Linked DNA regions of Mus musculus: region 1 is linked to region 2. Evidence: chromatin loops called from intact Hi-C (ENCODE). Cell type or tissue: heart. All regions are shown on one strand. Links, peaks and the distances in the headings refer to the core of each region. The heading gives the core; the rest is flanking DNA. Region 1 holds the start of Med13 (mediator complex subunit 13). Region 2 holds the start of Brip1 (BRCA1 interacting protein C-terminal helicase 1).

Evidence for each region. A loop is a pair of places that touch in the nucleus more often than their neighbours do. Peaks named below come from ENCODE experiments on the same cell type or tissue, not always from the same donor. Only the 100,000 strongest peaks of a DNase experiment are listed, where the experiment ranks them.
Region 1: a loop joins it to region 2, with 2.2 times the contacts of the local background. A loop is called at or near these places in 3 of 42 quality-filtered maps.

What each region holds. Positions count from the first base shown.
Region 1 is chr11:86,349,512-86,365,227 of GRCm38, reverse strand. It overlaps Med13 (mediator complex subunit 13), which reads left to right and starts at 7,632. Exons shown (of 30, transcript NM_001080931.2): 1 at 7,632-7,768; 2 at 9,720-9,954. The coding sequence starts at 7,703. It overlaps Gm38937 (a long non-coding RNA gene), which reads left to right. Exons shown (of 3, transcript XR_880098.1): 2 at 4,630-4,737; 3 at 5,137-5,216. In heart, for the core only: a CTCF peak has its summit at 6,768 (motif pointing right); DNase peaks (open chromatin) are centred at 6,877 and 7,817; H3K4me3 peaks cover 2,777 bases; H3K27ac peaks cover 1,673 bases.
Region 2 is chr11:86,192,552-86,208,267 of GRCm38, reverse strand. Brip1 (BRCA1 interacting protein C-terminal helicase 1) reads left to right here and starts at 7,075. Exons shown (of 20, transcript NM_178309.2): 1 at 7,075-7,159; 2 at 9,274-9,396; 3 at 10,288-10,399; 4 at 15,280-15,453. The coding sequence starts at 9,304. Brip1os (BRCA1 interacting protein C-terminal helicase 1, opposite strand) reads right to left here and starts at 6,908. Exons shown (of 7, transcript NR_130959.1): 1 at 6,716-6,908; 2 at 957-1,315. In heart, for the core only: a CTCF peak has its summit at 7,091; DNase peaks (open chromatin) are centred at 5,787 and 6,987; H3K4me3 peaks cover 3,246 bases; H3K27ac peaks cover 2,245 bases.

The sequences.
Region 1 (15,716 bases), core at 3,233-11,232, 160 kb before region 2:
AACTTCCAACTAATGCTAGAATGTGATGATAGTTCTGTTAACTTGGTGGAGGGAGTGTATGCTTTTTACATGTAAAACAGACATGAATCACTTGGGACCAGAAGGTATGCCTAGTTGCTAGTCTCCAAGATAGCAGCTAGTTTCTAAGACAGTTCATTTCTAGTTATTTCTGCTTCCTGATATTCATACCCTTGTGTGATTCCTTCCTACTCTTTACTACAGTTGGTCTGTGTGACCAACAGCTCGTGGCAGAAGTGATGGTATGTTGCTTCTGAGATTAGGTTGTGAAAAACTGGCTTCCGTATGGATCTCTCCCATCCTCCTCATCCCCCAACCCCCGCTCCCAATCTTGGATTACTCCTTGTTGGAGAAGTTAGCTGTGTGTACTGCATAGTCTCAGAAGACCACTTGGCAGAAAACAGCTGGGCAGGAACTGTTGCTGCCAGTGGCTGTAGGAGTGAACCCGGAAGTGAGATCTTTAACCCTACTCTAGCTCTAACCAACATCTTGACAACCTTATGAGAGAATGTGAGCCAGAAGCACCTGGCTAAGCCAGCCACCCTCTGTTACTAACTCCCAGGAACTATGTGAGGTAATACCATGTTTGTTCTACGCTGGTATGTTTCCATGCCATTTCTATACAGCAGCAGCAGCAGCAACAACCAAACCAAACCAAACCAAACCAAACCAATAGATGGATGGATGTACGTTTAGGAGCCAAGACAGCCAAGCAGGCAGCACAGAGGGTCTTTTCTTTTCTTCTCTGAGATCATCTCAGGTGGATCAGGCTGCCCTTAAACTGGCTATGTAGTAGAAGATGATCTTAAATTCCTGATCCTCCTGCCTCAGCCTTCCAGGTGCTGTGATTCCAGGCATGTACCATCACACAACCTGATTCCAAATCAAACCACAAAGGAATTAGTGAGGAAGCCTGATGCTTGCTGTCTGCAAGGAGCAGTCTAGCACAGCAAAGGAGAAGGTAGAAGCGAGGGTGAATAGACAGATTTTCAGCAACCAAGATTCCCCCCCCCCACTACCACCACTTTCAGTAAAATTCCCAATAGTAGTTTTCAGAACTCTGACCTCAAACTCCAGCTGGAAGAACACGATCTAAATTCTTCATCCTAAAAAGCAGGGCATGCCCAAGTCCTATTCATCAGTGAAGAAGTCCTAAGAGAAACACAAAGTTCTTTTTGAGTTATTTCTTCCTTAGTACCTAGGGTAGCACCCCTCTTCTCTAAGTACCATCACACTTGATCCTCAGCCATTTAAACCATTTGAAAACACGATTGTAAAGGTGTTTATTGTATGAGACATAATAACTATTTTAAGAGTCTGGTCTGGGGCTGGAGATATGGCTCAGCAGTTAAGAGCACTGACTGCTCTTCTGAAGGTCCTGAGTTCAAGTCCCAGCAACCACATGGTGGCTCACAACCATCTGTACAGCTACAGTGTACTCATATACATAAAATAAATAAATCTTTAAAAAAAAAGAGTCTGGTCTGCTTCTGATTCACTGTCATTCATTGGCCCATCACACACCACTTAGTAAATACCAGAGCATGGTAAGAGAATGAATGAATGTCAAAGCCAGGGGTTGAAAAGCTGTAATAGGTATTTTCCTTTCTATGACCATCAAATAAGCTGTCCTATAAGCTTATGGTGAAACCAAGAGATTGTAGAATAAACTTTTCTTGGTTGTCATATGTTTTGAACTTCCTTGAACTTTTTCTTGAGGAAAGAGAATAACGAGATTGCAAACTAGTTTGTATCTGGGCAGGAATAATGATCCTGTGAGACCAAACTCCTGCCTGGTATTTCTCTCCTCCTCTTCCTCCTCCTTCTTTTCCTCCTCCTCCTGTCCTGCATGAGGAGTAGGCTCAAAGAATTACATTTGTCTTCTCTTTTAGCTTTGGCCACTCAGAAAAAAAAAAAAAAATCACCTCAAAGAAGAAAAGCGTGGTCAGCAGTGATTCCCTCTGTTTTCTCAGGTTCCCTGCTGATGGGATAAATGACAGTGGGGGTAAATGGGAAACAGAAAGGGTGTTTGTAGACAAGCTCCTTTAACTTGGGTCAGTCCTCTCCTCTCCTCTTCCTGCCTGAATTGCCACCATGCCCCCAACAAGTCTCCTGGAAGTTTGTTTCTGAAAACAAATCTTAGCTTGTCACAATCTTATTTAATCTTTTCTGGAAAAGAAGCAAACTCTTTATGATTAAGACCCAGGATTTCAGCCGGGCGTGGTGGCACACGCCTTTAATCTCAGCACTTAGGAGGCAGAGGCAGGTGGATTTCTGAGTTCGAGGCCAGCCTGGTCTACAAAGTGAGTTCCAGGACAGCCAGGGCTACACAGAGAAACCCTGTCTCAAAAAACAAAAACAAACAAACAAAACAACAACAACAAAAGACTCAGGATTTCTTCTCTAACCAAACAAACTGTCCAGCCCCTCTTTTTTCCCCTTTCTTCTTCTGGGATTTTCCCCCTCCCCCACCTTTCTTGGCTCAACCCAACTAACTCATCCTTCAAGATTTTGTTTCAACTGTCCCTCCAAGACGTTTCTCAGAGCCTTTGTGATATATTAGGCCCCTTAGCCTGTTTCAGAGGCTGCTGTGGGCACAGGGAAGCTATTCTATATCTCAACATTTCAATCTAGAAAAGTGGAATAATAGAATACCTCAGAAGCTAGGTGCACAGTTACAAGAACCCTGTCTGATATGTACTGCCTGTCACATATTAGGTGTTAGTGGGAGTGGCCATTTAGCCCAATCTCTTCATCCCTTTGTAAGAACAGGAGATCCAGTCAGTCAGGTAATTTGACTGGAATAAAGACCTGGAAGGAGACAGTACTGAGGTTTTGCTAATAAAGGTTTGCTAACCTAATTTCAAAGTAATGGAATTAGGAAGGGTTGATTTCAAAGTTCATGCTAAAATGAAACATTTGATAGAAAACTTGAGGCTGAGCATAGTTGTTATACTTTCAAGAAAAGTAGCAATTTAGGTTTTTCATAGATGGAAAGACAATGTTTTCTTCTTTTCTGAGCTGGCTGATTTCATTTGCTTTGTTCCCCCACCTTTGTATATTCACATTCCCTGACTGAAATGCTGTGTAACTTCTTAGTCCTTCTTTCTATTGAATTAAGTACAACATTAAACCATTAACATGACCTTAAGAAAAATCAATACTGTCTCTAGGCTGAAGATCACTCTCTCTAGGGCTTAATTGGTTCCTTCTTTGCTTTCAGCTTTTGACTCTAAACTTGTATTACCCAACACAGTAGCCCTTAGTCACGTTTAGCTATTGGGCCCTTGAAATGTGGCTGGTCTGGATTGGAATATTCTTTGGGAAAAACAAACAAACATGGATTTTGGAAGGTTTGGCTAAAAACAACTTTTAAAAAAGGGATAGCTATATGAATATATTTTATATGAACTACATGTAAAATGATATAGTTTCTGATATATTGGCCAAAGATTTTAATATGTCTAACAAACAGTAATTGAAATTATAGGATTTATTTGGCTTTGTTTCATTTCTATTGGCTAGCGCTACTCTAGACTTGGCTTTTTTTTCCAGAATCATGGGTAGAGGATTAATCCTAAGGTCAAATGCTGCCCTTTCCTGGACTTCGCTATATCAAGTAAGGAGTCCACAGGCCAGAGCCTCTGACATTCCATACAGAATGGAGTTCCTGAAAACCCAAAAGACTTACAGAATGGTTTTAGGTGCAGAGATCACTGAGTGGATCTGTATTTCAAAGAGAAGATAGCCAGTAATTATTGACCCAAGGCTACCTCTCAAAGTCATTTTGAAATTCCTACTGGGCTACTGTTAGGTATTTTTTCCTCTCTCTTAGTCACTGCAACAACTCTCACAGCTGGTGCCATTTTACAAACCCATTTTATAAATGAGTCAATTGGAATTGTGAGGCAAGAAGGAATAGTTTTGACTGCATTTGGTCCAACTGTCCAGATGTCATATCTAGTATCTTCTCCATCTTATTCTTGCATGTTCTTACACACATACACACACACATACACTATGTGCTGTGTAAACTGTATAATGTACAACAACAATGTAATCTGAACCCTATAGAAAAAGATTATAGAGAAAAACGGGAAGATTTGTTTGTTTGCTTATTTATTTATTTATTTATTCATCCATCCATTTATTCATTCATTCATTCATTCATTCAAGGTCTTGCTATGTAGCTCAGGCAGGTCTCAAGCTCACTCATGATTCTCCTGCCTCAGCCTTTTGAGTATATATATATATATATATAAATACATAGGGTTTTTAAAATAGTATATATATATATACTATTTTAAAAAAAGCAATTGATGAACCTACATTGACACATCACTGTTTCCTAAAGTTTCTATTTTTGTTTCTCTTTAGCTCACACAAAATGTCATCTTAACACAATGTAGGTGGTTCCCAAGATGCTCTCTGAGAGTGATGCTGGCCCCGTTTTCTCTTTCTCCCTAGGTTTCCATCCCTCTCTCTGCTGGGATCTTAGTCCTCCACTGCTCCGCTTCATTCCCCTTCTCAGTCTCTTCTGCTGTCACCCCTGCCCCATCCCCCTTGGTCCCAGAGTTCTTTCCTTCTTGAGAAGTCTTTTTTTGTTGTCAGATTCTCCTCTCTTTTGGAGAAGATTGACATTCAAATGAAAGTTCAATCAAATGTTACTTCCTACGTGGTAGATGTCAGGCAAATTCTACCTGCCCCTGAATTCCTAAGGTATGTATATGTGTGTCTGAGAGGGGGAAGAGGAGGAAGGGAGGGTGGGGTGGGGGGAGGGAAAAATTAAGGAGGATGGATATACATTAGAAAAGGAGTGGGAGAGGACATTTCAAGTTGAGGAAGAGAACAGAACAGGTATGTGAGGATTCTCTCAGAGAAGGAGAGATGAGTGAAGGAGCCTTTGCCTCACTGAGTCTTGGGATCCCTGACTCCTGGTGCTGGCACTCAGTTATAAAGGATACCGACCTTAGTTGATTTGAGCTCCTGGATTGAATTAGTCCTGGTTGTATAATTGACTTTGATATGTGGCCTTTGGATCTGAATTGGGCTTAATAAGATTTAACTGCTTCAAAGAGCTTTATAAGAATTCATTCTATCCTTCAAATCTGATTTCAGATGCTGCCTACTTGACGCCCTCTCAACTTGGAAACTCCTCCTCCAGCGCTCCTAGTGTGTCACACTTGATGCCTGCCTTATTCAGGTCACTGCCTTTTCTCTTATTCTGTAGGAATTGCTTCTCCAGAAATCCCGAGGAACAGGCACATACTCAAAAAATTATTTTTCTTTTCTATTGGAGGAAAAGTCTTGCCACTACCCGAGTCTGGTCTCGAACCCTCAGTCTTCCCGTCTTAGCCTCCCAAGTACGGGACTGCAGATGTGTGCTACCACTTGGTCATGATTTAGAAAATCATTTTAATGGTTAACATTCATGTGATTAAGGAAGCAATGGGACCAGTACTTATGATCAACATTATTTCATCAAACACTTTAGGAGAAAACTACTCTGATTATCCTTGATTTATGATAAACTAATTTGATTTAGGGTCAGATTTGATCTAAGGTCCACTGGCAAGCAGCAGAACTTTCTCTGCAAGTTTTTGGCTTGAGGACCTTAATCAGCACTAAGGTGGACAAAGAGGTGGTGAAGAATACTTTTCATTTTATGGCTAAAAAAGTAAGCTAGAAGAGTCTACTATTTTACAGAGATAATTGTGACTTAAAGTTCTGATAGCTCCTAACTGTTGTCTCTTCTTTTCTTCTTGAGACAGGGTGTTACTATGTAGCCTAGGCTAGCATGGAGCTTCCTTTGTGGACCAGAATGGCTTCAAACTCAGAGATTCCCCCTGCCTCTCCAGAGCTGGGATTAAAAGCTTGTGTCTTTACTCCTGGTATCATTATCTCTTAATCTTTCCCGATTCCTCCCTCGTCTCCTCCTAGAATCCTTTTAAAGTTTGCATGGAAAATGTTTTGAACTCTTCACTGAAGAGTAATCCAGCCCAGAATAATTGTTTGGGAAGGGATTTAACATCATACATGGTTTTTCTTATTCATTTCTAAGTTTTCAAATATCAAGTACCTACTGTGTGCTAGAACATTTTAAGGCACTGGACAGCTATAGCAACAAAGGGTCAGTTCTCCTGATTCTCACTCTCAGAGTTCACGTGTTTCTCAAAGTAACCACAGAAAGGAAGGATGGAAGTATAGTAATGCATGCCTTACACTGCTTATCGGGCGCAGGCACGAGGCTAGTGCTCAGGTTGTATTCATGCATCATATAACAAACATAACATTTGTTTTCCTCATTTTACAGATGAGGAAACTGAGTCACAAAGAGGTAAAAGACTGGCTCCAGCTTCGAATCCTGAACAGCAGGACTTTATTTCTAGTTCATTAACCACAAGACCATATCGTTTCATTTTTTTTACCTCTTTATTATAACTTAAAAAGAGAGGGCGAGGCTGGTGTCTATCCAGCTCTCATTCTTTAGCCCTAGAGTTCTGCGATGTACCCCGGCGGCCTTATGGAGTGAATGAGAATGCATTGGAACGTCTTTCTTTTTCTTTTCTTTTTTCTTTTTCTCTCTCTCTCTCTCTTTTTTTTTTTTTTTTGCCAACTTTCTCTTCCAAAGAATTTGAACTGATTTCCAAGTAATTCTCGATTTTGAAGTGAACCTTCCTGCGCTGCTGCACTTTCCCCAGCCAGCAGAAAGCTAGGGCCAAGACTCGGGTCATCTTAACCGGGGCATCCAGCAGATGGCGCCATGTTAGTAGCCACCAGCTGGCCGCCCGGTCCCCGGGGCTCCGAAAGCTTCCCTGCCCTCCCTCACCGCCTTCTCTCTCCCCCCTCCCTACGGAGCCCGGCCCACGTGACCTCGCGGCGGCCAATGGGCGAGCAGAGAGGGCGAGCTGGTCCCTGTGGCCGCCATTAAAGCGAAGGGAAAACCCGTGAATTCGGATTAAAGGGGGAAAAACACCGCCCGCTGGGCCCACAAAATGGGGGAGACTACGGCGTCCAGGCGGTGAGGCGGCAGGAGAGCAGACGTTAGGCAGGCTTGGCCCAGGGACAACACGAGGACACAGCCGGAGAATGGACTGAGCCCACAGACGCCGCCACCACCTCCGCCGCTGAGGAGACTCTGGGCTTAAGGACATCGCCGCTGCCGGGCCGGGGGCCCGGGGTGCTCTGCCGGTCCTCGCCCTTCCCGCCCCTCCGCGGGCGTCCCCGGGCCGCGGAGAACCCTCCCGGGCTTCTGGGCTCGGCCCGCTCGGACTCGGGCTCTGACTATTTATCGTGTACCTGATTGTTATTATTATTTTTTTGTTTTTCGTTTTTTTTTCTCTTTTCTTCTTTTAAATCTTTTTTTATTTTTCTGGTGGAAGGGACAGACATCCCTTCCCCTCCTCTCCGGAGAGGGACGCGCGTCCGCGGGCTCCGCAGTCCCGGCGGCCGGCCGAGCGCGGCGCGGCCCTCCCGCCTGCGGCCTCGGCCCCGGGCGGCTGGGTGCCTCCGGGCGGCGGGGGCCGCGGCGGCGCCGGGGGGCGGCGGGGAGGGCGGGCGGCCCGGCGGCCTCCTCCCCACCGCCCCCCGCCCTCCCCGGTGTCTGTGTTTCTCTCTCTGGTCGGAGGCGGCGGTAATGGCGGATGGTGGGTTGTGGCGCCGGCGGCGGCTGCTGTGAGGGACGATGAGTTCCTCCTTCGTGTCGAACGGGGCCAGCCTGGAAGATTGTCACTGTAACCTCTTCTGCCTGGTGAGTGCGGGGGCCGCGGGCGGTGGGGGAGGGGGCCGCGCCGTGCGCCCTTGGGCCGTGGGGGAGGGGGTCTGGGTCGCATCCAGATGCCGGTGTCCCCCGGCTAGGCCCCGCCGGAGTCGGCCTCCTCCGAGGCTCTGCGGCCGCCCCGGGAGGCAGCGTCCGCTCACCTACCGACCGGGGCTCTGCTGGGAAGAGGCTTGTCTTTCCCCCCACCCCCTCGGTCTTTCTCCTCCTCCTGTCTTGTTTTGGACTCTTTTCCCCATCCTAGTCTTTTCCTTAACTTGGGCTGCTTATCTGCCCGGATAGTAATATTTTCTTGTGTGCTTCTTGCTTCCCCGCCTCCCCGCCCCCCGCCCCTTGTATCGAACAGTGTATCCCTTTTCCACACTTTCCACGATTGCCCCTGCTCGACTGCCTTTAAGCTCGCTTTTCCCTTGTAAGTGGGCTTCTCTTAAACAGGACCCCCCCAAAAACTTACGTATTAAAACCCTCTTCGTTTTGTAAGTTAAACTAATACAGGGGTAGTGTCCTTATGGGTGACTTCAGATCTTTGTGTAAAAACAGTGTGTGCCGGTTCATATGTTTTCTTTTTAAACTTTGAAAACATTTTGCCATTTTGACAATTTCTAGCCATCTTGCTTTTATTAGAACATTATGTTTTTGTGAGAGTGGAGGGGCAAGTGGAGGAGGTACTGTGGTTTCGCACTAAACGTTCTATATTTGTCTGTTTTGCTTACGTTTTAAGAATGTTTTGAGCTGGCTGTTCCTTTTATTGAACTGAAAAGTCTGGGGCAGCTGGAATTAGGGATGTTCTAGTACGTGTATGTAGGTCGGCCCAAATCGGATAACACTCAAGAGTTAAGACTTTTGTCAAAAGTACCAACTGTTGCAAATATCTAGTCCTGAATTAAACGATAGCCGAGCTTCCTGAATGACTAAGTTAGAGTGACTTTTTTCATTTTTCGTGTGCTCTGAGAAATATTAAGTCTATCATAGGTAAGTGAATTAAGTGGGTGGAGCATAACTAGTTGGCAAGCATAAACTGCCAGTCATGTATCAGCAGTTTCATTTTTGGCACCTTATGCTTTCTGTCACTAAGTTAGAATAAGGAATTACTGAATTTCCTTTGTTGAATCTCTTTCACGATGTGGTAAATGGGGATCTTCAGCACACTTACGTCTTACAGATTAGACTGGTTTTCTTGACATGTCCATTAATCAGCATCTCGTCACATGTAGTAAGATGTACAGCAGGTTTAACGTTTCTGTCTTCCCCAACTGGATCTATTTTTGGCACTTTGGGTTTTTTTTTTTTTTTTTTTTTTTGAAGCTAGATTAGCACAAATCTGACAGCTCTTTGGAAGTGGTTCTTTCCTTGGAGCTGTGTGCTTGTGGAGAATTAACAGGCTTTTTTTTTTTTTCCTTAAGAAAAAAAAAATTCAGATGGTTTTCGTATTAGAGCCATGACTTCTTACAAACCTGGAATGAGAGTCTTTACTTTCCAGTTCACCAAGGATCAAATGTGACTGACAGAGAGGACTGTAGGACAGAGGAGGAGGCTAGACTTACTGTGCAGGCTTAGCATCATTGTCTCATTGGTCAGCTCTGGATATGTTGCATTTATTGTAGACTTGCTACTCAGTGACATCTTTGATAATTTATGTAACAGTTTTGTGTTCTTTTCCTTAAGCTCTTGTTGGTTGAAACATTAGAATTCTTTGCTGTGGTGTTTTTGGTTTGTTTGGTTGTTTATTTTGGTCATATCTTTAGGTACTTAAGCATGCATTAAAAATAGTGATGTTTTAATGAAATCAAGGACTTTATAGTGAATATATATTTTATATATAAATATATAAATAGTATACTTATATTATTATACTTAATAACAAATATTTATTACTTAGAGTGAATGAACAATAATATAGATATTTTGCTTTCTTTTCCTTCAGGCCGACTTGACAGGAATTAAGTGGAAAAGATATGTATGGCAAGGCCCAACTTCCGCCCCTATTCTGTTTCCGGTGACAGAAGAAGACCCCATTTTGAGCAGTTTTAGTCGATGCCTTAAGGCAGATGTACTTGGTGTTTGGCGGCGAGATCAAAGACCTGGAAGAAGAGAATTGTGGATATTTTGGTGGGGTAAAGATCCCAATTTTGCTGACCTTATTCACCATGACTTATCAGGTGAAAGCACTTTATCCTTTTTAACTGTGCCTTAGCAATGTTGTACACTTTCCCAATGTGCTTCTGCTGTGGTGGACGGCCTTGTCAGCCTGGATCTGTAAGAGGGTTGCCATGCTCTGTTTCACCATCTTTGTTTTGGTTTCCTTAAGTTACCTGTGTAGATTCCAGGAGACTTGAACTCTGACTGAGTTTCTTCCTCTACCTCCCGGCTTCTTTCTGTAATTTCTCACAGGCAGTTTGTATCTAGGGAAAGCATTTTCATTAACCTGAGAAAAATGGAATCTGGAAGCATGTTATTTTTACAGTTATATAATAGTCTTGAAGCCAAGTGTAACTCACCTTTGAGTCTAGTTTGCTGTGTTCTTTTTTGTCTGACCCCGTGGGCAGGCCTAGAAATGTAACTTTGTTTGGCATAGATTTTCAAAAGTATAGTTGTATTTTAATATTATTTATGATTATGTATTAACTCGGGGAGGCATATGCTGTTTTTGGGGGGTGGGGGGTGGGAGGGTCTTTAGACCCTGCTTCGTCAAAGGGTATATTAGTAAGGACAAGGGCCATCTCATTAACTTTTAAAGGACAAAGGTCATTATCTGAAAGGTTGTACAGAAACGGTTTATTATGAGCACATCAATATTTCTTTTTTTTTTATTTTCTTGACTTTTAGGGCCAAATATACTTTAGAAAGAAACTATAGCCCTTTATGAAAATTACTGGTTATGTTTATTTTAAACTCAGTGTAAGTGTATCTTTGACTAGATACTCTCGGAGGGAACCAAGTTCTAGTTTGATAAGAGTTTTGACAGCTAAATTGAAAATTTTTAAGGTCTTTAAAATTTTCTGTGTGAGCAGGGAGTGTAGGTGTGGGTGTAGATATGTGTGCCACCATGTTGTGTAGAGGTCAGAGGACAACGTTTTTGGAGTCCTGCTTCTTCCATCTTGGTGAGACAGGGTTTTACTGATTGTTTTGCCCTTAGGAAGCTTATTTCGGGCCACCTGGCCCTCTTTGTTTCTGACTGCTCCTATCTCTGCTCCCCTTCTTGGTGTAGGGGTGCTGGAATTACAGATGCACCACATCTAGTTTTTTTGTGTGGGTTCTGGAAATCGAACTGAGACTGACTAGTGTTTTTACTCTATCCCCGAGCCATCTCTCCTGCTCCTTAGGTCTTTTGAAAAAAAGCTTTCTTGTATGAAAGTTAGTTTTCTGTGGTTTATGGTTTTGAACTGTAGGATCTGTTTTATTTTGTATGAAATATAATCCAGAAATCATGTAGCCTTACTTAAATAAATACCTTAAGTTTACTCACAGGGTTTAGTCTTCTTGATAAAGTTGGCACAGCATCTGAATACACTTTTTTATTTGAGACGGAGTCTGTGTTGCCTTGAATTCAAAGCCCCCTTCAAGCTCAGCCTCAGTCCTGGTTGGTATTACAGCTGTGTGCTACTCTGTACAGCCTTGAACAAACCTTTCCATGGAACACATTTTATGCCCTTTGAACTCGTATTCCTTCTGGTTCCTGCTGGAATTAGAGATGTGTGCCATCAGACTAGGCTCCAGATAGCTCTATCTTGAACTAATACTTTCTAAGGTCAACATTTGTTTAAGAATGCGCCTTTTATATATTTTTAAGTCACCTTTTGTTTTTAATGAATTCTTCAGCATTTTGAGAGTGGTGCAGTTGTTTTATGATAGAGCATTCTGGCTTTCCTGAAATGTTACTGAAGAACCTAGTTCTTAGTTCTAAATATTATAATGTGTTTGTGATTTTGCTTGTTTTGAGACAGTGTTACACATAGTCCATTAGGGCTTTGAAGTCCTGATTTTCCTGCCTCCACTTCTCAATGCTAGGATCAAAGGTGTGTGCTACTACACTTGACTTATACAGTTTTAGATAGTAAAGAGATGAGTGTATATCTGTAAATGCATACTGTGTTGTCTGAGTGTGTATCAGTAGCCTTCGTGCCTTTTAGCAAGGTGTGCTTTCTGCTTCATGCACTAAATGCTAAGCATACAGCTTCCTTTTCCTTTCATTGACTTAGGTGAGAGTTATTTTAAACATTGAAATGATTCATGAAGTCACCTCAGTTAAAGTGTTTGTAGGTTGTTTGTTTGTTTACTTTCTTTTAAGTGCTAAGTATTGAATCTTGGGCCATGTGTATATATTAACCAAGTGCTCTACTGTTGACCTTTATCCCTGGCTCATTGTTAAAATGTTGATAGACTGTTTAGACACTGTTGTTAAATTGAAATGTTTAAGCAAACACAGTCAGTGTTAAAACTATAATGGTGCTCAGAGTGTTTGGCTAGCCTGAGTAAGGTCCTGGCTTTGAACTCCCAATACCACAAGAAATTATATGAATACCTTAAGTCTATGAGAGTTTAGTCTTCTTGGTAAAGTTGGCACAGCATCTGAATACACTTTATTATTTGAGACGGAGTCTTGTGGTGTTCCTTGAATTCAAAGCCCCCCTCAAGCTCAGCCTCAGTGCTGGTTGGTATTACAGCTGTGTGCTACTCTATACAGCCTTGAACAAACCTTTCCATGGAACACATTTTGTGTAATCAAAGATAAGTTTAAATACATAGTGTTTAGTTTTACCATAGTGATTCTAATGTTTTGAAGGTTAAAAGTCTATTAAAATAGAATATGAGCTGTTTAATAACAATGTATGTTGTTAAAACACTTTGTGTAGCTTTTTTCTTCTGGATTTGAGGTCATCAGAAGTGTGTTCTTAAGCAAAGCTTGGTTAGAGTTTAAAGTTTCTCCTTCCTTCTCCTTTAGCATAATTTTAAAATGACAATACCTGCACTCTAATACAGATACTGATCCTTGAATATAATCAAAATTTTGTTGCTGTCAGAGTCTGCTGACTGCTATTGAATAGCTAAATATTTTTATCAAAGTGGAAGTGACCCAAAGAGTGAGCACACACACTGTTGAGTAGCATGTGAGCATGTCCACTGTCTCAAAGCTAGCCCTGAACTCTTGGTTTACAAAGTCAGTGGTATTTATATAATGTTTTAGCTTCTTTTTAACCTGTTGTTTACTTTAGAATGTTACTTAGATCAGACTATCTTAAAGAATAATAAGGTCTTTTCAGATGGAGTATATTTATCTTGCCCTTTTTTTTTTTTTTTTTTTTTTTTTTTTTTGCTCCAGGGACACCGTCTGCCTCCCTTTTGGGGTAATTAGTGCGCCTCTGTGCTCTAGCTAACCCCCTTTTCATTTCTTCCCATCTGTGGCACTCGGTTCCCTTCTTTTAAGCTCCCTTGAGAAGAGAGCAGCTGGACAGTAGGGGTGGCATCAGCTGCATGAGGCAGTCCTGAGCTCCAAGTGGAGGTGTAGCAGTGAGGAAAGAGGACCAGGAAGGACCCAGGTGGTGACTAAGCAGCTAGTTAATTTGGCTTGGGCCTGCTCTTCTCAGTCAGTGTCCCTCTGTTTGGTTCAACACCTACTACTTCTTGTTACTGACATGTTTGTGATTATGGAAATATTGCCCTCCTTATAGGGGGTAGGAGGAGAAGGTAGGCAATCATTTTTGTAAAGATTAGAATTCTCTGTTTGTTTTTTTCCCACTGATGTGTTCAATAACAAAACCACAGAGTAGCCCCTTTATCTACTCTGTCTCATCTACAGCTGTTTTTAAGAATAATTTTCTTTGAGGTAATTTTAGATTTATATAAATCTTGGTAGGATAGAGTAGAGAGTGCCTGTGCATCTCTTACTTAACTTTTTTTTATTCTTAATATCTATGTCAGAATGATGGACTTTCTAAAACTCATAAATCAGTATTGTTATACTAAAATACCTAATCACTTGGATTTCTTTATTTTCACCTAGTTCTGTTGTTTTTAGGAGCTGGCCTGGGCTGCCAAATGATATTTACCTGCCCTCTTATTTTTTGCTCTTCTGGGCTTTGACAGTTTCTCGGGGAACCTCCCTGCTCCTTTTTGATGATTTTGACAGTTCTAAGAGTCTGGTGTCTAGTCAGGTTTCGCAGTGCATGTTAAATTTAACCTTCTCTTCTGCCTCACACCATTTAACACATTTCTGGGTTACTATTAAGTTTAGCTAATGTATAGACAGAAAACATAGACTGAGTAAATTGTATTCTACACTTTGAATTTTTGCTTATTTTGTATCAGTAGTACTTGATGCTGTTTCACAAAGTGATTTGGGAAGGTCTGGTGATTTTTGGATAAGGATTTGTGCTCATTGGTATTAGCTTAAGTATAACATTCCAGAAAGACATTTGTTAAAGAGAAAAATCCCTTGAATTTCAAAGCCAAATATATGAGTTTTTATTGTATTTATAGGAGAATGGATAGGTGAATCTGTGTTGGTTTATTCTGGTTACAGGTTTTTGAGTTGTTTAGTAGTGTGTGAATGACAGATGTAAAGTTGGTGGTGGGAAAATCTTAGCTCACTGGCTCCTGTCAATTTCTCCAGTGGGTGTGATTGATTGACTCTTTTAAATGTACTGTTAGTTAGTTCGCTGTTTTAAAAAGCAAGATTGTTTTAATTTTGCTTGGTGTGTCTTGGAGCATGTCTGTGTATTTTTACTCTGTATCCTAAGATTTCAAAATTTTATTGCAGCCACTGGTTTTTATTCTTAAAAACAAAACTATTCATTCTCCCAAGATTGTTGTCTTAAAAAAAAATCATAAGGTAGATTCTGATGAGACTTTGGATTCCTTGAAGTAAAAAGTATGCTGAATCAAGGCTAAAATATGTGTTCTTTTTTTGTGGTTTTGGAGGTCTCTATATAGGAGTTTAGCACCACATCCAGATACTTTCATTATAGTATAGTTTTGTAGTGCATATTGCTTAGCTGGGTCATTATTCCAGATTTAATTTTGGATGCTTTTATCAGAGGACATCAATTATAGTGGACTTTAACCTTAACGGGCAGCTTTTAGCAGAGTTGATAGACACAAAAGCAGCAACCTAAGACATGCTGAAGAATTATTTCTATCTTTGTTTTTTAAACTTCATAAATTGTGTCCCATTTCCTTGGCTAATCTTATGAGTGATGACTGTGTGTATGCTCTGTAGTATCCTTTTTTGAGTAAGAAAGTGTTATTGTTTAGATCGTCATGTCAGATGTAACAGTCACCTCAGTAAGCTGTTTTAAATAAATCTTCAAGTTTTGACCCTAAGTGAATGATGTGATAGCTATTATTTGTTAGATAGATATTTGTTGATTTAATGAGTTATGAATGAGAAATAATTATTAAGAGAGACGCTGATTTAGACATGTTGATTTTTTTTCAAGAAATCTGTACTATTTTCTTTTCCTAACATGCTAATTTTTGTGTCATTCCTTATCCATTGGCATATGTTGCATCTTAGCTGTTTAGCAAAATTATTGGGAAAAGATGCCTTTTTAAAAATCGGCTGATCACCATGGAGACATTTAAAGAGGTCATTTTTGAGGAAAATGTTGAATATTGGTTGTTATCAACTTTTTTGCTTTTGATACTAATTTTTTTCTAATTCATAGTTATTTTGATGACCTATGACACATCCTTTGGCACTCCTATAATCTGTGTTCTTAGTGAAACATACAGCTTTAGCATTTGAACTTTTATGTTGTTGCATTCTACAGCTAAATGTGCAAAATTTTTTGAGTATCACTGGTGGTTAAGATTTCTAATACCAATAGTAATGGAAAAGTACTAAAAACAGAATAGAAACTTTGTTTTCTCTGGGGATTAAAGATACGAGAGGGGGGGGAAACATTTATTTAAATGCATTAAG
Region 2 (15,716 bases), core at 3,474-11,473:
CTTCATAGTAAGGAGGAGCTACATCATAAACAGAGTCAACATGATTTAGTGGCTTCAGGGTTGGTGCTGTTGATAATTCTGAAAGCTTCTTGAACTAGATGAGTTAAATGAGATTGCCCAGGCGATTAAAGGGAAACAGTCTCCGTGATCCTTTTTGAAGGAGCCACAGTACCACGAGAATTGGGTGGGGGTGTTGGCCTGGAACTAGAGGGGGGTGTTGGCCTGGGATTTATCTCATCTGGGGCCAAGACTTTGTTGGGGCCTAAAGGATTGTAGGGGGTCTCTATTTTTAATCTGATAGTGAACAATAATCCCTCATCATATCTTTCCTTATAAAGCCTAAGACCCCAGGTGTATCCTTTTGTCCATTCTAGAGCTCTTTTCCCTGGTTCAGTGAAGGTGACACGGAGTGGATGGCACCAGTCGGTACACTCGTCTAGGTCAAATCCTCCAGGTACGTAAGACTCTAGGGAATAGTTGGCTCTTACTTTAATATAGTCCCAGCTCGAGGAGGGCTTCCAGTAGACTTCACCTGAAGTCTCACAACCCCAGCTCTTGCAGAAGAAGTCAGTCTTACCTCCGCATTTTGGATTGAGGGACTGACTTCGGTGGGGCCCGGGGCAGACATAGAAGGGGTGGATTCGAAGCATGCTTCTATCCCTTTGGTTAGAGCAACCACCCCATGGGTCTCTTGGATGTTTTTCTACATACGGAGGGGGTGTTGAAGGTGCCCTCTGAATGTCAGAGTACCCCTCCAAGTCCCATCCAGGAGGTGCTCCTATAGCCAACTTACAGATGTCAGGGAAAAGGTCAGGCCACCAGGTAGATGGAGTGGTAACCTTGGATAGACTCCAAATAGTGTCTCCAGCCCCTGATATCACCTGCCACGTTAGGTTGCGTGGCTGGTGGGGACCAAGGTCTGCAGAATATAAGGAGAAGAAACTAAGATACAGTACCAGGGGAAGGGCTTGCATCTTTGGACCCTTTGACGATCTTCACTTTCAGAGGGTTCTCCGTAGCCTGGGCCTTCCAGACAGGGTGGTTTCCTGGAATTCTGGTCTCAGCTAAGGGGGCTGGCTTCACATGTGAGGCATGTATCCAGGCAGCAATTCCATCCACTTTGACAGCCGTTGGAGTAGTTAGCAGTACTAGATAGGATCCTTTCCAATGGGGCTCGAGCCTCTGGGCACGATGTTGCCTCACGTAGAATGAATCTCCAACCTCGAACTGATGCGATGTCTTAGGAGTATCAGGCTCATATGCAGCTGCCAGCTGTGATCACACTTCTCTCTGCACCAGCTGCAGGCCTTTTAACCTGGCATACAAATCATTGTTACTATGACAAGTGGGCCCAAGGATGTCCCCCAGGAAAGTCAGGGGAGCAGGAGTTCCATATAAGATTTCATAAGGAATCAGACTAAAGTGGGAGGGGGTATTCCTGACTCTAAACAGGGCCAAGGGAAGGAGCACCACCCAGTCAGCGCCAGTCTCCATGGTCAATTTTGTCAAGGTCTCTTTTAGAGTTCTGTTCATCCTCTCTACCTGCCCTTAGCTTTGAGGTCTGTAAATACAGTGAAGTTTCCAGTTGACCTCTAGGTACTTGGCCACTCGCTGGCTTACCTTGGCAACAAGGCAGGGCCATTGTCAGATCTGATTACCTTGGATACTCCAAATCGGGGAAAAATCTCTTCCATTATCTTCTTTACCACCACTGTGGTGGTCTCTTGTTTGGAAGGGAAGGCTTCTATTTATCCTGAGAAAGTGTCTATGAAAACTAGAAGATATTTGTAGCCATACTTGCCTGGTTTTATCTCAGTGAAGTCCACTTCCCAGTAGGCTCCCAGCTTACCTCCCCGAGGTCTCTTACAGGAAGGAGTCAGCTTTGCTTCTGCAAGCATTTACCTTTTGGCAGGGCACACAACCGTGAACTATTTTTTCTACCAGGTGTTTCAGTCCTGGAATATAATACGTAGATCTTAAGGCAGTTTGAGTTAGCTTGCTTACCTCCCAGGTGGGTCCATTGATGCATTTGTCTTATCATTGTCCGTGCTTGTTCCTGTGGCAGAATCTTTTTTTCCTGATGGCATATTTCCAGAGTTCTTTTTCCTGATCAAAGTGCTTGTTGGGATTCTTTGAAATAACTGCCAGATCTTCAGCAGAGTACCAGAACTTGAGTCCCGATGATCCTGGGTCTCGGACCACCATCACTGAGCTGACTCTCAAGGCCACTGCTCTAGCCTTCTGATTTGCCAGATTATTTCCTCTGGCTACAGGGAAGTCACCCTTCTGGTGGCCCGGACAGTGTATGATACTGACTTGCTGGCTTATGCAGGATCTTTAACAAGGCCAGAATCTCAGTTTTGTGCTTAATCTCTTTTCCTCCAGAGGTTAGCAGTCCTTGATGCTGATAGATGGATGGCACCATGAACATGTACTGTGGCAAAGGCATACCTGCTGTCTGTATAGATGTTAATCTTCTTGTCTTCCCCTAACTCGAGGGCCTTGATGAGGGCAACGAGCTCAACCTTTTGGGCAGAGGTTCCTTCAGGCAGAACCTGTGCTCACACAATTTATTTCCCATCTACGATGGCAGCACCTGCTCTCTGCCTTCCTCTCTCCAGAAAACTCTTCCCATCAGAGAACCAAGTAGCCTCAGCATCTGTCAGGGGCTGATCAGACAGATCTTTATGTCAGCTGTGTGCTTCGGCAAGCACTTGCTGACAGCCGTGAATGGGGATTCAAGGTCAGGGTCTGGAAGCAGGGTGGCCAGGTTTAGGCCCATGGAGGATGCAAACATGATTCTGTCAGAGTTAAGCAACAGAGTCTGATATGAGCATTGGTGAGCCACTGGTTGGGTGGTTGGCGAACCATGCTCTCCAGAGCACATGGAGCAGATACCACCAAGTCCTGTCCTATATATAGTAAATTTGTCCATGTCTTTGACCAGGATAGCAACCAAGGCCACGATCGGGAGGCATGCAGGCCACCCTGCCACCACTGGTTCCAATTTTTTGGACAGATACGCCATTGGCCTTTTCCATGGACCCAGTGTCTGAGTCAAGACCCTTTTTGCTATGCCCCTATTTTTTCCCACAAACAAGTGGAAGGGCTTGGTGACATCTGGGAGACCCAGGCAGGGGCTGTCATGAGGGCCATCTTAATGGCATCAAAAGCTCGCTGTTCCTTTTCTCCCCACAAAAAAGGCTGTTTGCTCTTGGTGAGTGGGTATAACAGAGCTGCCATCACGGCAAATCCAGGTATCCACAGGCGGCAGAAGCCCTCTGTGCCCAAGAACTCTCGGACTTGTTTTTGGTTCGTGGGCGGCGGAATGTGGAATACAGTTTCTTTACTAGCCTCCGACAGCCACCTCTTTCCCTCCTTAAGCAGATACCCCAGGTAACTAACCTGTTGTGTGCAGATTTGGGCCTTAGCTGAGGCACGGTAGCCCAGTTCTCCTAGTTCAGTGAGAAGGCGTTTCGTTCCTTCCAGGCATAGTTCTTTGCTGGAAGCGGCCAACAGAAGGTCATCTACACAGTGTAAGAGAGTTATCTGGGGGTTGGCTGCCTGGAACATGGCCAGATCTTGGTAGAGAGCCTCAAAGGTGGTGGGGGAGGTCTTGAAACCCTAGGGCAGGTGAGTCCAGGTGAGCTGGCCTGTCATCCCCAAGTCTGGGTCCTTCCATTCAAAGGTGAAGTATTCCTGACTTCTGGTGGCCAGGGCAGGCAGAAGAAGGCATCCTTGAGGTCCAACACTGTATACCAAGTTCTGGAGGGAGGCAAGGAACTCAACAGGTTGTATGGGTTAGGGACTGTCAGGTGGAGATCAGTTTCTCAATTGTTCACTTCCTTGAGGTCCTGGGCAGGTCGATAGTCAGGGAGGAGTGGGGGTGTTCCAGGCAGATTGACATTTCCACAGGATCCCCAACTGGAGGAGGCACAAAATGTGAGGTCGGATTCCATCTCGAGCCTCCTTAGATATAGGATACTGGTGGACTGTTATCGGGCTGCATTGGGCTTTTAGGTCTACCTGGACAGGTAGCTGATTTTTGGCCTTCCTCATCCCTGCAGTTTCTGCCCATGCCCATGTGGGTAATTTTGCAACCACCAGTCCATATCTTTAACCTCTTGGCTCCTGTCTTCAAACAATTGATATTCATCCTCTAACTTCCTGGTCAATACCTGGATGGGCTCTCTTTGATGGCCCTTGACTTGTGGTCCCCCAGGGAGGAAATGGATCTGTGCCCCATCTTGGTGAGGAGATCTCTCCCCAACATGGGGTAGGGGCATTCAGGAATAACAATGAATAAGTGGGATACCGGGCCCATGCCAAGATCCACTGTTCCTTGGGTAGTCCATGAGTATTTGTTTCTTGTAGCCCCCTGGGCCCAAGACTTCTTATTAGAAATTGGTCCATCAGTTTGTAATAGGACTAAGTGTTAGGCCCCTGTGTCCACAAGAAACTGGGTGGGTTTCTCCTCCACTTTAAGGATTACCCTGGGTTCGGGGAGGGGGTCCGAACCCCGTCTCCCCAACCACTGTCCTCTTGTATGGCCAGCACCTTGGGGCCTATTTGCCTCTTTTCGGAGGTGTAGAGTCCCCTCTTCTTCTTCTTGGGACAGTCTCGCCCAATGACTTCTTTGTTTCTTTGTTTGTTTCTTTGTTTGTTTCTTTGTTTGTTTCTTTCTTTCTTTCTTTCTTTTTGGTTTTTTCGAGACAGGGTTTCTCTGTGTAGTCCTGGCTGTCCTGGAACTCACTTTGTAGACCAGGCTGGCCTGGAACTCAGAAATCTGCCTGCCTCTGCCTCCCGAGTGCTGGGATTAAAGGTGGGTGCCACCACGCCTGGCTGATCTTTTTCTTTACAGTAGGCATACTGATCCTTAGCCAGGGGCTCTCTTCTGTTGGCAGGTACTATCTTACTAGGTTTTCAATTTTCTCTGACTACAGTGGCCAAGATCCTCTGGAGGTTCCTTTCCTGTTTCTTCTCTCCTTTGAGTTCTCTAGCTTCCTGTTCCTTCTGCCTTCTCTCCTCCTTCTTTTCTTCTGACTCTTGGTTATGATAAGCCTTCTCAGCTACTTGCACTAGTTCCTTTAGAGACTTGTCTTACAATCCCTCAAGTTTCTGCAACTTCTTCCTAATATCTCTGCTAGATTGGTCAATAAAGGCAACAGTAACTGTTGCCTTATGCTCTTCACTGCTAGGATCATAGTGGGTAAACTGGCGAAAGGCCTCCATGAGTCTCTCTAGGAAGGCAGAGGGAGACTCATTCAGCCCCTGTACCACTTCCCTTACCTTAGTCAAATTGGTGGGGCAGTGTGCTGACCCTTTGAGACCTGCCATCAGAGCCTGGCGGTGGACCTTCAGGTGCTCCCTACCTTTAGGGGTGTTGAAGTCCCAGTTCGGTCTGGTCAATGGGAAGCCTGCATCAATATTCCCTGGCAGGAGGGAAGGGCGCCCACCTGACCCCGGGACATGTATCCTAGCCTCAAGGATTCGCTGCTTTTCCTCTGTGGTAAAGAGAACCTGAAGCAGTTGCTGACTATCTTCCCATGTGGGCTGATGGGAGAAGTGATTCAATTAAGTTAATTAGACCTTGTGGATTCTCAGAAAATGAGGGGTTATGAGTTTTCCAGTTATATAAGTCATTGGAGGAAAACGGCCAATACTGAAAGGCTGATGACCTTGTTCATCCGGGGACCATAGGCCGGGAGGGGCAGAATATGGGCACCCTCAGGAGTTGCCTCCACTGTCTCTGAGTCTCCTGAGCAGGTCCCTCTGACCTGGGGAGGGAGGAGGATGGCGAGTCCCCCTGATTCTCCAGGCGGAATGGGCGGGGCCAAAGGCCCTGCAGCTTGAGCTGCATGAGGAGAGAGAGAGAGAGAGAGAGAGAGAGAGAGAGAGAGAGAGAGAGAGAGAGAGAGGATAAAGGGGAGGGAGATAAAGAAGAAGATCAGTATCCGTGGTGGGGAGAACATCTTTCTTGGGCCTATCCTGAAGGGCGAAGATTGGCACAGCCATTGGTCCTGAAGAGGAACCGGGCGAACACAAGGAGGGGGATCGGTGACTAAATCTTCCCACACTATGATATATGGGACCTGATTAGGGTGGCTCTTCGAGCCAGCACCAAAAATGCACCTCTTGACGGACAATATAAGAGGCAGTGAGAAAGAACCCTCAGGAGGCCATCCAATCTGAAAGGTGGGCCACTCTGACGAGCAAAAAGTAAACCATTTATTTTTCTTCACATTTACTGAGAGATTGTGAGCTCTAGTCTTAACCTCCCTCCAATGTTCTAGAGTAAAACTCGGAGGGGTGGAAGGTCAGTGTCCCATTCTGTCCAAAAATAACGTCAGTCCCAGTCCACACACAAAAAGAAAAACAGAAAGTAAAATACCAACGCGCCCCTGCCACGAGCGCCACAGAAGATACACTGAATAACTTGGTAGTGGTCTCTTTGCCACTGACCCCCAGATGAAGTCGAGCCCTCCCGGATCTCGCGGATCGGATCCGACTTCCCACTCTGAGAGTCTGGAGCGTCCTCCAGGACTCTTCGTTACCGCAGCGTTAAGGTCGCTTCTGGCAACCCCCGGCAGACAACTCCTTTGCAAACCGAAACCAAACTGACTTGCAGCCGACTCAAAATAGAGGGAACAGACGGAATAGACGCGCGGAATAGACGCACGCCAAGGGCGGACACAAAGAGACACAGCCGCGGTACCTGCTCGAACAATCCTCCGGTCTCCTGTCACTGGACCCGCCAGCAGGACGATTCCCGGTCAATGCACCAAATGTAAGACCCGTCTAACGCCCATTTTGTGCTTCTTAAAGTCTCACAGTACAAGAATTTTTTTTTTTCCTTCAAGCAAATGTGCGGAACTTGTCCCAGTCTTTTTCGCGGGGTGGGGTTTGGGGGAGGGGCGGTGCTCGTCTTCCGGTCCCGCCAAGTACTCGAGGGTTGATTTTACTTCGCGGGCTCCCATTGGGCGGTATAGCGTTGGCCTCGTACGATGATTGGCTGTTTCCTTTTCCGGTCTGGCTGTGTGATTGGCTGACTGGGAACCGAGGGGCGGGAGGCGCGAATTCATCTGTGTGGCGCTGCGGAGTGCAGCCTGGAGAGGGAGGAGTGGCTGTACCTTGGTACCTGGCAGCGTCGGAACAGCCGGTGAGGGAGGACTTTCGTACTCGCGAGCTTTCCTTGTAGGTCGGCTCCGCGTTGCCTTCTGTCAAACGTCAGCCGTTCCTTTTCTCTGGGAGCGGGAGCCAGCCGTGGGCAAATGGAAAGGAGGGCGCGGGGAGGGGACGGGCTCCTGCAGGCTGGCGCCGGCGGGCTCTCGGGCTCTATGGTGTGGCTCCCCGTGGACATGTGAGAACTAGGAGCTTGGGGAAGGAAAGCTGAGGGCCAGGGAGCCTGTCCTTACATTCTGTGAACGCAGGCTGGAGGTAGCCCCAGCTTCCGCGGTACTTCTGGAAGGGCTACAGATTTGTTAACCCGCCCCCCCCCCCCCCTTCTCTTAAAGAGACAGGGTCTCACCCTCCAGCTCTGGCTGGGCTGGAACTCGGAGTGCAGACCTGGCTGCCCTCGATCGATCGTACAGAGATCCACCAGAGATTGTTGGGGGCCAGAAGAATTGCGCCACCACATCCGGAAGTGTGATTGTCTGATGAGTTTTGAGAGGAATGTTGCCACAGCTTCAGGCATAGATTGCCATCTCGATTAATTTTAGTAACACAATATTGAGTTTTTGCTTCAGAATAAGCTGTTAGAGTCCATTAAACCTCAGAGGTTTACAGATAAAAATCAGTGATTGGATACTTTTTCTAACAATATCTTTTATTTATTCTTTGATAGTTTATGCATATATACAAAGTATCTTGACCTATCCCCAGTACATCCTTCACACTGCTTCGGGACCCCTTCACACGCCCCTCCCACCCAATGAGTCCAATTAGTACTGCCTGATGGGATGTTGACAGGTCTCCTTGGCTTGATTTTATGCAGGTCTTGTCTGACAGAACAATATTTAGAAATGAAAAATAACTTAAGAGTGGTGGGTTTTTTGGAGCACAGAAGCTGTGGTTAAAGTTATTGACTTCATGACCTGTTGTACCTTCTGTCTTAACCATCTCCATTCACAGACTGAGTTTACCAGATTTTCTCACCACTGTCGAAATTCTTCAGTCAATAAAAGTGTCTGGGAGGTTAGGTGATGCAAACAGTGGGATTTAAATCTATTTTGTTTCAATTATAATCTCCTGATTTCAGAATTACTGAGCTGACTCAGCAGGTAAAGGACTCAACCGAGCTAGCAGTGTTTAATTCCTGAGACCCACATGGTGAGAGGAGGGAACCTATTCTGTCTCCAGAACACTGTCTTCTCACTTCCACACACGTGTCATGCCATGCGGGTTCTCCTCCCCCAGTAAACTAAAAGATGATTTAAAAAAAATTAAGTGAATTTCTGTGGAAAGATACTTTCTCCCTTACAACAATTTTTAAAGTTAGATATTATTGCAGAAAAGAATTTTAGACTTACAGGTGAAAAATGTTAAGTCATAGATACAACCTGTGCTTCCTGCCCATTCATCTGCCTTTTCCTTCTAACTGGGAGAGTGTGAAAAGGGCAAACAGGAATGTACAGAATAAGAGGAAACAGTGAGGCTATGGAATAGCAGAGCTGCTTCAGAAATCTGTTGTATCTATAAGTTGAATATATGTAATCAAACTTGTTATAGGAGCTTGTGTTTCATCTGCCATGTACAGTATGTTTTTACATTATTTAACTTTTACAGCAGTCTTATAAGGCTTGTTTCTGTTAGGACTCCTATTCTGTACCTGAGGACATGGAGTTCTAGAAAAGTGACTTGCCTTACATCATAACTAATACATCATGGAGTGCCAGTCTAGACTGGTCAGACTCTAGTACGTATGTGCTCTTGACCCTGAGATTTATTTATAAGGATAAGATTTTTTTTTATTTCTATTACTTTTATATATGTGCTTATTAATTCCAGTTTTTATTATCAGACTTCAGCTCTATTGCTAGGTGTCTGGTTTTCTTTGAATGACATTATTTCGATATGTAAACTGTAATCCTTTTTATATTTGTGAGTGTATGTGTGGATGGCTATGCCAGGTAAATGCAGGTTATTGCAGAAGCCAGATAAGGTTGTGGGAGTCCTTGGAGCTGGAGTTACAGGCATTTGTAAGGTGCCTGATGTGGGCTCTGGGAATCCATCTCGCCAACCCTTCTACTGATTTTATTGTTTCTGTTGTAGTGAAGCACCTAAAGTAGAGAAGAAGGCAGAATGTCCTCAGTGTTGTCTGACTACACCATCGGTGGGGTGAAGATCCACTTTCCCTGTAGAGCGTATCCAGCACAGCTTGCGATGATGAATTCTGTAAGTCTTTTACAGCAGCTGAGTCTTTACCAAGAGGCTGTGGCTTGTGATTCCAAGTATACATTGAATTTGTGACTATTCACAGGTATAAAATGATGGCTAGGATTTGTTGGATTCATCTGGAAGAGCACCTAAGTTCTAGGAAAGTGATATGATAACTCTTAAGCTGTGTATGTTTAGGTTAGGATGTAGCAAGAACATCTGAAAAACAGTTTCAGCTCCTTTAGAATTTTGATTTTTATTCTTCATTTCTACTACCTTTATATTTCTATTCAAAGTCATTATAACCCCTTCTACTAGCAGTATCTCTCATCGAGTTTTTCTCATAGATATTTATAGGTATTAGTATTGCAGGCTTTTGTTTGTTTGCTTATCTGTGTTTTTAGATTATTTCTATGTGTATGAGTGTTTTGCCTGCATGTGTATCTGTGCAACTTATGTGTGCCTGAGGCCTGACGGGCCTAGAATAGGGCATCAGATCTCCTGGAACTGGAGTTACAGGTGGTTGTAAGCTACCACGTGGTGCTGGGAATTGAACCTGGGTCTTCTTCATGAGTAACAGCTGCTCTTAAGTGCTAAACCACCTCTCTAGCACTTATCATAGTTCCTTAGAAACTACTTGTGCTTGTATAATTAAATATAAGTTGCTTTTTAAAATTCTCATGCTTGACATGTTTATAAAACCAGCAGACTGTTCAGAAGAAATGTAAAGGAATAAAGTCTTAAATTTAATACAATTCTCTAGTTCTTCCCGCGCTGTAACTGTGTTTCCTGGGGTGCATCCTGACTCTTCTGTGCTGTTCTAGTCGTGGTCCTGTTCCGTGGAGAGAGATCTAATAAAGTAATCACTTATTATTTTCTTCCTTTTAAAATTGACATCTTTGTCCACAGATTGTCAGAGGACTAAACAGCAGCCAACACTGTTTGCTGGAGAGTCCCACAGGAAGTGGAAAAAGTTTAGCCTTACTTTGTTCTGCATTAGCATGGCAGCAATCTCTTAGTGGTAAGTAAAATTCTTTTTTAAAAAATTATTATATTTATTTTTGTATGCATATATATGTGCACATGTGCTGTGGGGTGGAGGTCAGAGGACAAGTTGCTAGAATCACTCCTCACCTTCCACCATATGGTCAGTGCCACGTGTGTGTTTTTACTGAGCCTTCAGGCCAGGCCCAGGAAATACTTCTTGATATTTCAGACTGCTAGTTGGGACCTGAGAAAAATATAAATTATACTTTATCCAGATCGGTTCAAACATTGTTCTAATTGCTAAGACATTTCTTCAAGATACCTCATCTGTGCCAGGCATGGGGTTGCACATGTATAATTCCAGCATTTGGGAGTCAAAGGCAAGATGATTGCTGCAAGTTCAAGACCAGCCTGGTCTATGTAGGAAGTTTCAGGTCAGCTAAGACTATATAGCACTGCCCTTTGAAACATAACACAAACACACATGCACGCATGCATGGACGTACATTGTAAGTCTTCCAAAAGAAATTGAATGCATCAAAATTAATTTTAATATAATTTAGTCCTTTTACTTGGTCAAGCAGAGATTGTATGAACGTTTTAGATATTTAGAGTTCTTATAAAATAATTAGATGATAATTTGTATCTAATAGGAGATGGAGCTCTGATGGTGCTGATACATATACTAATTGCTTGAATACATCTTGAATATATTTGCTTATATGACTCTCATTAAAATGTGAAATATAGGATGAAGAAAATATATGTCTTAGTTAGGATTTTACTGCTGTGAACAGACACCATGACCAAGGCAGTTTTTACAAGGACAACATTTAATTGGGGCTGGCTTACAGGTTCAGAGATCCAGTCTAATATCATCAAGGCAGGAGCACAGCAGCATCCAGGCAGGCATGGTGCAGGAGGAGCTGAGAGTTCTACATTTTCATCTGTAGGCTTCTAAGAGAAGATTGCCTCCCAGGAAGCTAGGACAAGGATATTAAAGCCCACACCCACAAGGCCACACTTACTCCAACAAGGCCACACCTCCCAACTTGCTACTCCATGGGCCAAGCATATACAAACCATCACAATGTAAAGAACTAGCATAATGGTACATGCTAGGAAGCCTAGTACTTAGGAGGACAGTGAGTTAGAGTCCAGCCTGGGCTACATAGCAAGAGCCTAGTTCTAAATAAATAATAAGATTCTGGTTGTTCTACGTATGTGAATGCCAGATAAAATAGAGGCTTGTTGTAACAATGCTTGTATAAATTTGTTATGTCCCATTCTATTAGTTATTGTCAGAGTTACACAGTGAGACCTTGTCTCAAAAAACAAACTTATCTAGGATTTAGCATATGCCTTCATTTCTAGCACTATGGAAGCTGAGGCCTGAGAACCAGGTGTTTGAAGGAAGGAAGCCTGGGAGACAGCAAGAATCTGTCTTAAAAAACAAAAGACAAAAATAAATTTGAGTCCTGGGCTAGGGGTGTAGCTCAGTGATTGATATAGCTCGGTGGTGTAATTTTTAACTAGCACGTGTAAGGTCCAGGGTTCAGTACTCAGAACTGCCAGGAAATAAACATTTAACATTTATACCTAGATAACAAAGATACTGGAGTACTGACTCCCATCACACCCTTTTCATGGTGAGTCCTGGACCTAAATGTTTGTAAATTCCAACAGGTGATTCTGAATTAATGTTTCTCTTTGTAAAAACCAGGGTTCTGAGGTAAAATGTACTTAATTGTTTCATGTATTTGCTGATAAGTGCTTCTGTGTGAATGTTTTTATTAAAACAATCTAGGTAAACACAGAAATTGCTATTCATATTTACTTAATAAAATACTTTAGTTTTTCTTAAAGGTTTATTTTCTTTTCAATGATATATGTATAGGTTTATGTAAGCTGCTCACAGAAGGCAGGAGACAGCTAGATGGCCTGGAGGGACCAGACTTTGAGCCTCCCAGTACTTGTGCTGGAAACTGAACTTGGGTCCTCTGGAAGAGGAGGACATGCTGTTAACTGCTGAGCCATCTTTCTAGTCCCAAGAGTTTGTAATTTTAGTAATGAATCTGAAATATAGCATTGGATATTTCTCAGCTACATAAATAGATAAGCATTAGAACAGTGTAAAGTTAATCATAGGAATGTATATATGTACATTGTTGTTTTGGCTATTCCTGGTTGTCAACTTAACTACATCTGGAATGAGCTACAATCCAGAAATGGAGGGCACACCTGTGATAAGGCTGGAAGACCTGGATTTTGATTTAGGATTACAGACCCTTTTGACGGAGACCTTGAGACATAGTAGTCAAGAAAGGCTTTGGTTTAAGCAAGGTAGTACACGCCTTTAATCCCAGGAGAATGAGGCCAGCCTGGGACAGAACAAGTTCCAAATCCAGCCATGGTGGTACACACTTTTAATCCGGGCCATACATTCTCCTGAAGGCCTACATAAGGACAGTGACAGAAGGAGGCCTCCCTCTTCTCCTGCTTGCACTTACTTGCCAGCACATCTGTTGGAACCCACTTCTTCAGGATTCCAGCTTATGCAGAAGACCAGCTGAAACACCCAGCCTTGTGGGACTGAGCAACTACTAGATGCTTAGACTTCCCACTCACAGCTGCCCATTGTTGGGCACTCTAGAAAACCCTGACTAATATAATTGTTAAAAGAAATGTTTGGGCTGACAAGATGACTCAGTATGACTTTAGCCTTTTTTTCTAAGCCTAGTGACCTGATTTCAATCATCAGAGCCCATCTGGTGGAAAGAGAGACCCGACTATTGCAAGTTGTCCTCTGACGGCCACATGCACACTGTGGTGCACACACATAAACACATACTCATAAATAAACATAATGGAAAAGAAATGTTTGTGTTACTGATAGAGCTGGGAAGCAAGGGGTGGACAAGATGGCTCAGTGGCTCCTGACGACCTGAGATCCATCCCTGGAGCCACATGGTAGAGGGAGAAAGCTGGCTCTTGCTTCTTTTCTTCCCCACTTTAAAACAGACAAGAGATCAAATAAAGAGTGTTAACAAAAAGTAAACAATTTCTGATCTGTCCGTTTTATTTATTATTGGTGTCATTCTATGGGGGAAAGTGACACTTCTGGTCAATAATTGAAATTTATGACAGTTGTCTGGGATGTTTTTAGGTTGTAGATGAAAAGACATTGTCATCAGCATGTTCAAAAACATGTCACTTGTTTTCCTTCTGTTTTTATTAGCATATGTTAATTACATGTAATGGATTTCATTATGAGGTTATCATACATGTTTATAATATGTCTTCAAGTTGCTTCCTTTTTATCCTGAGGCAGACTTTTACTGTGTAGTCTGGGCTGGCTTTCAACTCAAGGCCCTTCTACCTCAGCCTCCTGGATAAAGGAATTGCAGGTGTGTATAACCATGCTTGTTTATGATGACCTTTTTTTAAAAAAATAATTTATTTATTCACTTTACATCCAGCTCACTGCCCCCCTCCTGGTCACCTCCTCCCCCAATTTTTCCCCCTTTCCCCTGCCCCTTCTCCTCTGAGAAGGTGGAGGTATTGCCTGGGTGTCCCTCCCATGATGACCTTTTGAAAAGTATGAGTTGTGTATTTCTGTATCATATGAGCACACAGTGTAGACCCTGTAATTTTCTAAAGAAGGATTTATTTTTATTATATGTGTATGAGTGTATTTTCTTGCACTACAAGCAAGCCTGGTGCGTGAGCAGCCCGGAGGAAAGCATTGGAACATTTATAACTGGAATGACAGGTGATTTGGATCAGCCATGTGGGTGCTGGGGACTGAACCCCTTCCAGGCCATCTCTCAGCCCCCATATTATAATTTTAAAAATTACATTTAAGTATCTTAATTACCTTTTAATAGGATTTGAATATTATTTTAAAATGTATTCTGATACTTGAATCAGATTGTGTAGGTGATAGAAGGTTTCTGTTTGATTTTGTTATTGTTTGTTGAGGGAGGGTTTCTCTGTAGCCCTGGCTGTCCTGGAACCCACTATGTATCCCAGGCTGGCCTCTAACTCAGAGATTTGCCTATCTCTGCCTCCTGAGTTTTGGAACTAAAGGTGTGAGCCACCACTGCTCTGGCTGGAATGTTTCTGATTGAAGTAGAAGTATACTGTGAGCCTGGATGTGGTAGTGGACACCTCTAATCCCAAGCACTCAGGAGGCAGAGGCAAGTACATCTTTGTAAGTTTGAGGCCTGCATCTTCTACTTAGTGAGTGCCAGGACAGCCAGGGCTTTGTAGAGAGACTCTATCTCAAAGAAGAAATATAGTATGGATAGTGATAGGCCTTGTCTTTATTACTTAGGACACTGCAATTTCAAATTCTTCCCTTAGGGAAACAGCAGTAATGAACCATATACTTCCCATGTTTGTTTCAATCCTCTTTTTTGTTTGATTTTGAAATAAATTTCATTAAGAGCAAATAAAAGAATGGTGTACTTTGAGCGTGCGTGTTGGCGCATGCCTTTAATCCCAGCACTCCGGAGGCTGAGGCAGGTGGATTTCTGAGTTCGAGGTCAGCCTGGTCTACAGAGTGAGTTCCAGGACAGCCAGGGCTATACAGAGAAACCCTGACTCGAAAAACAAAAACAAACAAACAAACAAAAGGTGTGCATTTAGTTACATTATTAATCTTTATTGTTATATTTTTGTAGTTTATAAATTGGTAACATTTCTGTATATATTACAGGCATAGGTTTTTCTCCTGTTTTGATTTAATACTGTAGATAAGGTTCAGAGAGATTGTTTTTCTTAGTTTTATCTTGTAACCTGAGAAACTTCCAATCGTTGGGAACTGTGGTGGTTGCTTACTTTAGCTGAAAGGAAGGTTACTATTCATTTAGTTAGTTGTATTGTAAGTAGAAGGTGTCTTCTTGTTTTTAGAGAAGCCAGTGGATGAGGGCCTGAATAAAAAGCCTGAGGCACCACCTTCATGTTCTTGTGCATGCCATTCAAAGAATTTTACCTACAGCGACACAAACCTGGACACTTCACCTCATTTCAATAGTCCAAGCAAACCATCTTCTGGAAGAAATGGAGTCTCAACTCCCTGTCAAGGTAAGTTATATTTTGTTGTGTCTGTTGGAGCTATTACTGCTGTGAAGCTTAATTAGGATGGATTTAGCTAGTATTATTATATATTTCTACCTAATTTCTCTAATATTCTTTTTTTTTAAACATTATTTATTTTGTTTATATGAGTATTTTGTCTGCAATGTTATGTCTGTGTAGCATGTGTGTACTGATGGCCTCAAAGGCCCTGGAACTGGACCTTCAGTCCGCCTGAAATTCTTTTTAAAATTATATTTATTTATTTTTTT